2 separate regions of the Homo sapiens genome follow, and region 2 is linked to region 1. The links are chromatin loops, found by intact Hi-C in ENCODE. Cell type or tissue: breast epithelium. All regions are shown on one strand. Links, peaks and the distances in the headings refer to the core of each region. The heading gives the core; the rest is flanking DNA.

Evidence for each region. A loop is a pair of places that touch in the nucleus more often than their neighbours do. Peaks named below come from ENCODE experiments on the same cell type or tissue, not always from the same donor. Only the 100,000 strongest peaks of a DNase experiment are listed, where the experiment ranks them.
Region 2: a loop joins it to region 1, with 30 times the contacts of the local background. A loop is called at or near these places in 2 of 110 quality-filtered maps.

Annotation. Positions count from the first base shown.
Region 1 is chr20:17,999,415-18,004,793 of GRCh38, reverse strand. No RefSeq gene overlaps it. Among named protein-coding and RNA genes, the nearest start is that of MGME1, 33 kb to the right of the region's middle. RefSeq lists an enhancer at 4,368-4,869. In breast epithelium, for the core only: no CTCF peak of the experiment used is centred there; a DNase peak (open chromatin) is centred at 3,113; H3K27ac peaks cover 1,320 bases.
Region 2 is chr20:18,068,035-18,073,413 of GRCh38, reverse strand. No RefSeq gene overlaps it. Among named protein-coding and RNA genes, the nearest start is that of OVOL2, 13 kb to the right of the region's middle. In breast epithelium, for the core only: no CTCF peak of the experiment used is centred there; no DNase peak of the experiment used is centred there.

The DNA.
Region 1 (5,379 bases), core at 254-5,253:
AATACCTTGGCAGAGCCCTGTGTCAAATGCAACAGTAGACAGAACAACCACGGACCATTCCTGGGAAGCTTCGCAGCGCAGGGAACATGAGCTGGGTCTTGTGAGCAAGACTCGAGTTCAGGGTTACGTAAGTGTAGTTCACAGTTCACAGTCTCTCCACACATATGGTGGCTGCCTTCCATGATGGGACAGCTGGGACTCCCTGTCAGTTAGAAGTTCTTGGAATTCCTAACCAGGGAGCTGCTTCTTGAGCATTCAGCAAAGAAACCTACCAAAGGAAGGGGCAGAGGCCTCTCGATCAATTCCATGTCCTGGGGTGACACCTGAGCTGCCGTGCAGGGAGTGAGGGCTGCCTGGTTGTCCTGGTGACAAGCTGGAGGTCCTGGAACTGGAAAGCAGTTGGAGAGGCCACCAGTCCTCTCATCTCTAGGCCCTACCACTGGCTGGCTCCTTGATTTTAGAGGCCCCCATGGATGTGGGAGGGATGCCATCACACTGTCATTTGTTCCCCTGGTTAATGAGCTGGTTCTCCCTTCCTCACAGCTCACCTCCTCATGCCTAGCCTCAGGGAATAGCCTTACAATCTGCTCTATTTATTCAGCATTTTACAGACTATGAGGGCTTGTGACATGTAGGCTCACAATTGGTTCTTAAGGGACCCTGTGAGGCAGGCAAGCTGTCATTAACTGCATTTTTCTTGAGAATCCCCAGGCCTCCAAATGTCGACAGGTGAGTTCAAGGTTACACAGCTAGGAGGTGGAAAGTCCCTGAGCCACACCAGGTCTTTGCCCCATGTCCTATATGTGTCTCGAGCTTCATGAAGGGGAAAGTTGTTAAACGGGCGATTTTCTCCCTCTTGTTTCTGGTCTAGCCTCAGCATTTCCTAAACGACTTGAGACAATTTTATGTACTGTGCTGTGCTGCTCTAAATAACATTGGAGTACACCGCAAAAAAGTGTATCCATTTTCTATATTTCTGATTCTGTTTGGAAGAAAATCTCTGTAGATAACACAGCCTTTGTCACTGGCCTTTTGTTCGAATATCTTCCTTTTATAAAAGAGAGAGCAGCCCTCAGATTCTGCTTTTGGAAAGCAGAAGTGAGTTAGAATTACTAGCCCTGGTTTGTGGTTGTTTTTGAAACAGAGTCTCACTCTGTTGCCCAGGCTGGAATGCAGTGGTGCGATCTCAGCTCACTGCAACCTCCACCTCCTGGGTTTAAGCAATTCTTGTGCCTCAGCCTCCCGAGTAGCTGGGATTACAGGTATGTGCCACCATGCCCGACTAATTTTTGTATTTTTAGTAGAGACTATGTTGGCCAGGCTGGTCTCGAACTCCTGACCTCAAGTGATCCACCCACCTCGGCCTCCCAAAGTGCTGGGATTACAGGTGTGAGTCACCACATCCAGCTTTGTTTGTTTGTTTGTTTGTTTGTTTGTTTTTGAGATGGAGTCTCACTCCATTGCCCAAGCTGGAGTGCAGTGGCGTGATCTCGGCTCACTGCAACTTCCACCTCCTGGGTTCAAACGATTCTCCTGCCTCAGCCTCCTGAGTAGCTGGGATTACAGGTGTGTGCCACCACACCTGGCTGATTTTTGTATTTTTAGTAGAGACGGGGGTTTCACCATGTTGGCCACGCTGGTCTCGAACTCTTAACCTCAGGTCATCCACCTGCCTCAGCTCCCAAAGTGCTAGGATTACAGGCATGAGCCACCGTGCCCAGCCGTTTTTTTTTTTTTTGGAGAGACAGGGTTTCCCCATGTTGCCCAGGCTGGTCTCAACCTCCTGAGCTCAAGTGAGTCCCTTGCCTTGAGCTCAAGTGATTCCCTTGCCTTGGGCTCCCAGCGTGCTGGGATTACAGGTGTGAGCCATCATGCTCGGCCACTGCTTTGTGTTTACTGTATTTATTTTACAATAAATAAATGTATTTATTGCCTTCTATTTAGGACAGGTGATAGTCACTTCCCATTGTAGTAGTTAACATGCTTCATGCTTCCTTTTGAAATTAATTTCTTTTTTTTTTTTTTTTTTTTTTTTGAGACAGAGTTTCACTCTTGTTGCCCAGGCTGGAGTTCAATGGTGCTATCTCAGCCCATAGCAACCTCCACCTCCCAGGTTCAAGCAATTCTTCTGCCTCAGCCCCCCGAGTAGCTGGGATTACAGGCATGTGCCACCACTCCTGGCTAATTTTGTATTTTTAGTAGAGATGAGGTTTGTCCATGTTGGTCAGGCTGGTCTCGAACTCCCGACCTCAGGTGATCTGCCTGCCTCGGCCTCCCGAAGTGCTAGGATTACAGGCGTGAGCCACCACACCCAGCCTGAAATTAATTTCTTTAAATAAAAAGAGTGGGGCTGGGCACGGTGGCTCACTCCTGTAATCTCAGCACTTTGGGAGGCTGAGGCAGGCAGATCATGAGGTCATGAGATCGAGACCATCCTGGCTAACATGGTAAAACCCCATCTCTATTAGAAATACAAAAAAATTAGCAGGACATGGTGGTGTGCGCCTGTAGTCCCAGCTACTTAGGAGGCTGAGGCAGGAGAATCACTTGAAACCGGGAGGCAGAGGTTGCAGTGAGCCGAGATTGTGCCACTGCACTCCAGCCTGGCAACAGAGCGAGACTCTGTCTAAAAAAAAAAAAAAAAAAAAAAAAGTGAACCTGTTTAATAGTCTTAAGTGGTGCTCAGATATGGCAAAAACAAAGTTTTTTTGTGGCACAGGAGTGACTGGAGTTTGGGAAATATGAGTTTGCCCAGCAGGGACTGAACTTTTTCATTATGATGATAACAATAAAACAGCTACTACTATGTTATGTGCCAGCTATTTCTAGTCTTTATGAATACCCTATGAAGTAGTTATTATTTTACCCATTTACAGACGAGGACACTGAGGCTCAAAAGCTTTAGATAACTTGCCTGGGTCATGCTGTTAGCATGGTGGGTTGTAAAAATGGGCCCATTGTTCCCTTTCCTGTTCCACAGCCCTTTGCCATGTGAGTTTTTGGCTCCTCTCTGCAAGAGGTGGAATTTATTTCTCTATCCTTTGGTCTTGCCTTGGCCACATGACCTGCTTTGGCAAACGAGACATTAGTCAGCACGGCCCAAGCCGAGGCTTGTGAAATGCTGTGTGCTGGGGCTTGTTCTGCTGCTGTCCGGAATCCTTCTGCTACTGCTGCGTGAATGAGAGCCCAGGTTAGCCCTCTGGAGGATGAGAGTCACCAGGCCCAGGCATCTCCATGGCCCCAGCTGACACCAGGCCAACCCTCAGACATCTAAGTGATGACATCCTAAATCATCTAGCCCTACTTGAGCCAGCACAGACCAGAAATGCTCAGCTTGACCTCAGAATCATGAGAAATAAGTCGTAAACCACTGAATTTGGGGGTGATTTTTATTTACTTGTTTTTGAGACAAGGTCTCACTCTGTCACCCAGACTGGAGTGCTGTGGCACAAACATGACTCACTGCAACCTCTATCTCCCAGGCTCAAGCGATCCTCCCAACTCAGCCTCCCAAGTAGCTGGGACCACAGGCATGTGCCACCACAACCAGCTAGTTTGTTTTATTTTGTTTTTTTCCGTTTTTTCTAGAAGCGAGTCTCACCATGTTGCCCAGGCTGGGTGATTTATTGCACAGCAAAGCTAACTGATAGTGTTAGTGAGGAGAAAAGATGGGGCTGGACCTGGATTTTCTCCCTCCAGCCTTTCCCATGTCAGCAAATAACACACATGCCCTAAACCTACAACTTACCTTCCATTTATACTTCTTCATCACTCATCTCATTCAAACCCTCAGGCAAGGCTCCCAAAATACATCTCGAATCTTCCTTCCCAGCACCTCCTCTGCCATTTCTCTAGGCCAGCCTACCTCTTCTATCATCTAGACTGAGAGTCGGCAGACTTACTCTATAGAAGTCCAGATAGTAAATACTTGAGGCTTTGCAGGCCATACAGCCTCTGTTACCGACTTAACCTGCAGCTACAGAAGGAAAGCAGCCAGAGTCAAAAGCAAATGGGTGATGCTGTGTTCCAGGAAACCTTGACTTACAGACACTGGAATTCGAATCTTTACAATTTTATAAAAATTATATATGCCATAAAAAGACTCTACTTTTGATTTTTTTTCCAAACATTTAAAAATGTAAAAACAACTCTATGCTCACAGACCGTATAAAGACTGTATCAGGCAGCAAGCCGGATTTGGTGGATGAGCCAGTGTGCTGACTCCTATTATAATAGCTCTGTCTATAATAGTCCAGCCAGGCTGTGCTTCAGCACTTGCCTCCTGCATTCTGCTCTCCAAACAATGCTGATCTGCTTCTGCTGCTGCTGCTGCCGCCGCCGCCTCCTCCTCCTCCTCTTCTTCTTCTTTTTCTTCTTCTTCGTCTTTTAAATAATTTTAATTAAATTAGGCCAGGTACGGTGGCTCATGCCTGTAATCCCAGCACTTTGGGAGGCCGAGGCAGGTGGATCGTTTGAGGTCAGGAGTTCGAGACCAGCCTGGTGAAACCCCATCTCTACTAAAAATACAAAAATTAGCCAGGCATGGTGGCGTTGGCATGCACCTGTAATCCCAGCTACTCGGGAGGCTGAGGCAGGAGAATCACTCGAACCTGGGAGGCAGATGTTGCGGTGAGTCGAAGTGGCGCCATTGCATTCCAGCCTAGGCGACAAGAGCAAAACTCCATCTCAAAATAAATAAAATAAAATAGATAAGATAAAATAAAAAAAAATAGAGGTGGAGGTCTCACTATGTTGCCCAGGCTGGTTTCGAACTCCTGGGCTCAAGTGATCTCCTGCCTTGGCCTCCCAAAGTGCTGGGATTACCGGTGAGAGCCACTGCACTTGGCCCCGCTCTTCTTAAAAGGCAATGGAATGGCTTTATTCCCCTGCTTATCCCTGTCTTTCCATCTTAGAGTAAAATCTAAACTCCTTACCATGGCATATTGAGTTTGACATCATCTGGCTCCCCCGCCCACTTCTGCAGCCTGCAATTCCTTTCCTTTCCCCACTGCCTTCTGGCCACCCCTGTGTTCTTATAGCTCCTGTAACATGCTGTTCTTTCCTACCCTGGGGCCTTTGAACATGCTGATCCTTCTGCTGGAATATTCTTCCTGTGGCTCTCTGCAGTGCTGGCCACGTTTCCTCCTTTCCTCCTTCAAGTATCATGTTATGTGTCGCCCCTCAGAGGAGCCCTCTCTGACCACACAATCCAAAGTTGCAATTCTCCTCCTGGCTCAGTGATCCTCTGTTTCTTCATGGCACTGTCAATCTGTAATTTTCATACTAACTTTCTCACTTATTAATTGTTTGCCCTTTCTCTAGACTGTCAGCTCCATGCATTTTGCAAAAAACTAGCACAAGGCAGACATGAATATTCAA
Region 2 (5,379 bases), core at 235-5,234, 69 kb before region 1:
TGATAGTTGATATCAGGTGTTGGCTTGACTGGATTGAAGGATGCCTAGATGGCTGGTAAAGTACTGTTTCTGGGTGTGTCTGTGAGGATGTTGCCAGAGGAGACTGACATTGAGTCAGCTGACTGGGAGAGGAAGAACTCACCCTCAGCATGGGTGGGCACCATCTAATGGGCTGCCAGCAGGGATAAAACAAAGCAGGTGGAGGAAGGTGGGATGAGCTGGCTTGCTGAGGCTTCTGGCTTTCATCTTCCTCCCGTGCTGGATCCTCCCTTCCACTCCTCCTGCCCTTGGACATCAGACTCCAGGTTCCTCCGCCTTTGAACTCTTGGGCACGCACCAGTGATTTGCCAGGGGCTCTCGGGCCTTTGGCCATAGACTGAAGGCTGCACTGTCAGTTTCCCTGCTTTTGAGGCTTTCAGACTGACTGAGCCACTATATCCCTAGAGCTTATCAGTAGCAGAGCCAGGTTTCAAAGCCAAATCACTGGCCTTTCAATGCAATCTCCTTCTCATCCCCCACTCAATCGAATGCTGATCAGGAACATTGGAGGAATACCTGAAGTGAGCCTTCCAGAACAATACAGGCTCTTCATGTCAGTCTAAATAGTCTAGAACCACTGTCCAGTAGAAATACAATGTGAACAGCCAGGCGCAGTGGCTCACACCTGTAACCTCAGCACTTCCGGAGACCAAGGCGGGCGGATGACGAGGTTAGGAGTTTGAGAGCAGCCTGGCTGACATGGTGAAACCCTGTCTCTACTAAAAATACAAAAAATTAGCCTTGGTGGAGGGCGCCTGTAATCCCAGCTAACTGGGAGGCTGAGGCAGGAGAATCACTGGAACCCAGGAAGCAGAGGTTGCAGTGAGCTGAGATTGCACCACTGCACTCCAGCCTGGGTGACAGCATGAGACTCCATCTCAAAAGAAAGGAAGAAGGAGGGAAGGAAGGAAGGGAGGGAGGGAGGGAGGGAGGAAGGGAAGAGAAAAGAAAAGAAAAGAAGGAAGGAAGGGAGGGAGGGAGGAGGGGAGGGAGGGAGGAAGGAAGGAAGGGAGGGAGGGAGGGAGGGAAGGAGGGAGGAGGGGAGGGAGGGAGGAAGGAAGGAAGGGAGGGAGGGAGGGAGGGAGGGAGGGACTATGTGAACCACAGGTGTAATATGAAATCTCCTAGTATCCACATAAAAAGTTTTTTAAAGAGCCACACATGGTGGCATGGCCCTGTAGTCCCAGCTACTAGAGAGGCTGAAACAAGAGGATCCCTTGAGCCTAGGAGCTCGAGGCTGCAGTGAGCTGTGATTGTGCCTGTGAATAGCCACTGGACTCCAACCTGGGCAACATAGTGAGATTCCCATCTCTTAAAAAAATTTAAAATAGGCCAGGCGCGGTGGCTCACGCCTGTAATCCCAGCACTTTGGGAGGCCGAGGCGGGTGGATCATGAGGTCAGGAGATCGAGACCATCCTGGCTAACAAGGTGAAACCCCGTCTCTACTAAAAATACAAAAAATTAGCCGGGCGCGGTGGCGGGCGCCTGTAGTCCCAGCTACTGGGGAGGCTGAGGCAGGAGAATGGCGTGAACCCGGGAAGCGGAGCTTGCAGTGAGCAGAGATTGCGCCACTGCAGTCCGCAGTCCGGCCTGGGCGACAGAGCGAGACTCCGTCTCAAAAAAAAAAAAAAAAAAAAAAAAAATTTAAAATAAATAAAAGTTTAAAACATTGATTTTAATAATATATTTTATTTACCCTGATATATCCAAAACACTATCATTTCAACATGTAAATGAATATACAAACAGTTAATGTTTTACATTATTTTTTTCATATTAAATACTTGGAATCTGGTGTGTATTTTACCCTTATAGCACATCTCATTTCAGACTACCCACCTGTCAAGTGCTCAATAGCCAGTAGCCACATGTAACCAACTGCAGTTCCTATTTGGACAGTGCAAGACTAGAGGCAGATTAGGAATAAATTTAGGACACCAGAAAAGCAGGAGGACAAAGGAGAGGGGCTGAGAAAGAGAGAGAGACAAAGAGAGAGATTCTGCTTTGACGAGTCTAACCAGAACCTTGCAAAATAGCCTAGAAAGTGGAGATTTAAGATAAGCATAGGCTGGGCGCGGTGGCTCACATCTGTAATCCCAGCACTTTGGGAGGCTGAGGCGGGCAGATCACCTAAGGTCAGGAGTTCGAGACCAGCCTGGCCAACATGGTGAAACTCTGTCTCTACTAAAAATACAAAAATTAGCCAGGCGTGGTGGCACACGCCTGTAATAGGGGAGACTGAAGCAGGAGAATTGCTTGAACTCAGGAGGTGGAGGTTGCAGTGAGCTGAGATCGCACCATTGCACTCCAGGCTGGGTGACAAGAGTGAGACTCCATCTAAAAAAAAAAAAAAGACAAGTACCTATTTTGTGGTTTAGCATTGTTTTTATTTTGAATTACAGTGGGGTGGGGACGATGAGACACCATGATCTTGTCCTCAATCAGAAGACAGCTGAAGGTCTTAATGCTGTCCTAGGACACCAATGGCAGAATCGATGACCCAGGATGTGGCAGCAGAACTCACTGTAGCCAGCTGAATCAGAAAAGGAGTGTGTTAAACACTGCTAGGTAGCTCATGGAATCTCGGGAGATGGAGACTCCATCTTGCAAGGAAGCGTCCTGAATCGATGCTCAAATTAAAGTGCAGGCCACTCCTGCGAGGGTGTCTGTTTCAGCCATCTCTGTCCAGGATGCCTGAGTAACTAACTACCATTCTCGCTGAGTACAGGGCTCGACCACCAGGAACCTGGCCACAGCACCCTCCAAGCTTCGGAGGTCTCTCTCCGTCACCCTTGCCCCAGCAGACACTGGCAGCTCGTCTTGGTTCATGTTGTTTATGTTGTTTGTTTTTAACTGGAGTCTATGGGAAAATCCCAGCCATAGAACTTGGGTCACACGCTTGCACTCAGTAGCATGGAGTCTGGGAAAGTAATTTGCAGACTCTGTTGTGAGGAAGTTAACTCATAAGTGGGAAATTGCCCAAGCATAAAGGTGTGCAGCAGGTTCCTATAAGCATGACACATGCCCACTATTCTAACTGATTAGGTTTTCTCTTTTAAAAATTATTGTGACGGCCGGGCGCAGTGGCTCACGCCTATAATCCCAGCACTTTGGGAGGCTGAGCTGGGTGGATCACCTGAGGTCAGGAGTTCGAGACCAGCCTGGCCAAAATAGTGAAACCCTGTCTCTACTAAAAATACAAAAATTAACCCGGTGTGGTGGCGGGTGCCTGTAATCCCAGCTACTTGGGAGCCTGAGGCAGGAGCATCTCTTGAACCCGGGAGGTGGAAGTTGCAGTGAGGCAAGATCATGCCATTGCACTCCAGCCTGGGCAACAGAGTGAGACCTTGTCTCAAAAAAAAAAGAAAAAAAAAATTATTGTGACAATCAACAAAAGGAGAAAGCAACCCATGGAATAGGAGAAAATGTTTGCAAATCATATATTCAGTAAGAGTATACCCCAAATAAATAAGGAAGTCATGCAACTCAATAACAAAAAAAACCCCAAATAACCCAATTTAAAAATGGGCAAAGGACATGAATAGACATTTTTCCAAAGAAGACATACAAACTGGCTTGACAGGTACATGAAAATGTAGTCAATATCACTAATCAGCAGTGTAATGCAAATCAAAACCACCATGAGATATCACCTCACAACTGTTAGGGTGACTATTATCAAAAAGGCAAAAAATAACAAGTGTTGGCAAGGATGTGGAGAAAAGGGAACCCTCAGAAATTGTTGGTGGGAATGTAAATTGGTACAGCCACTGTGGAAAATAGTAGGGAGGTTTCTCAAAAAAATAAAAATAGAACTACCATATGATCCAGCAATCTTACTTCTGGATATATATCCAAAGGAAATGAAATCAGTATCTCAAAGAGATATCCCCACTCCTGTGTTCACTGCAACATTATTCACAGTAGCCAAGATATGGAAACGACTGAAGTGTTCATCCACAGATGAATGGATAAAGAACATGTGTATATATTATATAGTGTATATATATATATTTTTAATTAATTAATTTTTTTTGAGATGGAGTCTCACTCTATCTCCCAGCCTGGAGTGCAATGGAGTGATCTCCACTTACTGCAACCTCTGCCTCCCAGGTTCAAGCCATTCTCCTGCCTCAGCCTCCCGAGTAGCTGGGATTACAGGCATGAGCCACCACTCTTGGCTATATTTTATTTATTATATATAATGTATAATTCCTTTGGATATATACCTTTCTTTTGTGGCTTGTTAATATATAATATATAAATGTAAAATATATATAAAATATGCATATATAATGGGATGTTATTCAGCCTTAAAAAAGAAGGAAATTCTGCCATTTTCTACAACATGGATGAACCTGGAGGACAAGAAGTACAGATATTGCATAATCTCACTTACATGTGGAATCTTAAAAAGTCAAATTCATAGAAGGAGAAAGTAGAAGGGTGGTTACCGGGGGATGGGGTAGGGGAAAAGGGGTGATGTTGGCCAAAGGTTACAAACTTTCAGTAATTAGATGAATAAGCTCTAGAGATCTAATGTACAGCATAGTGACTATAGTAAATAATACTGTATTGTATACTTGAAATTTGCTAATGGATGAGATCTTAAGTATTCTCACCACACACATATATACATACACATGTACCTCTGTGAGGTGATGAATATGTTAATTAGCTTGACTAAAGTAATCATTTCACAATGTATATGTATAGCAAAACATCACCTATACCTTGAATATATACAATTTTTGTCAATTATACCTCAATAAAAATTGTCGTAAAATATATTTTACAGACAAGAGTGTATATTATATATATACACAGTGAAATAATAATAATTATTCTGGCTGGGCACAGTGGCTCATGCCAGTAATCCCAGCACTTTGGGAGGCTGAGGTGGATGGATCACCTGAGGTCAGGAGTTTGAGACCAGCCTGACCAACCTGGTGAAACCCCCGTCTCTACTAAAAATACAAAAACTTAGCCTGTAATCCCAGCTACTTGGGAAGCTGAGATAGGAGAATCGCTTGAACGTGGGAGACAGAGGTTGCAGTGAGCTGAGATCACACCATTACACTCCAGCCTGGGCAACAAGAGCAAAACTCCATCTCAAAATAATAATAATAATAATAATAATTGTTCTTACTTTCCTGGTTTAGAAATCCAACATTACTAGCCTGAAACCACAGCCTCTCTTTGTCTGTCCTTGGGATTTTTGTTGAACTTTCTTGAAAACCCAGCCTGTCTTTGTCTTTCTTTGGGATTTTTGTTGATTTTTTTTTTTTTTTTGAGAAAGTAATAAGGGTTCTTATTGTCAAAACAAGAGATCATAATAG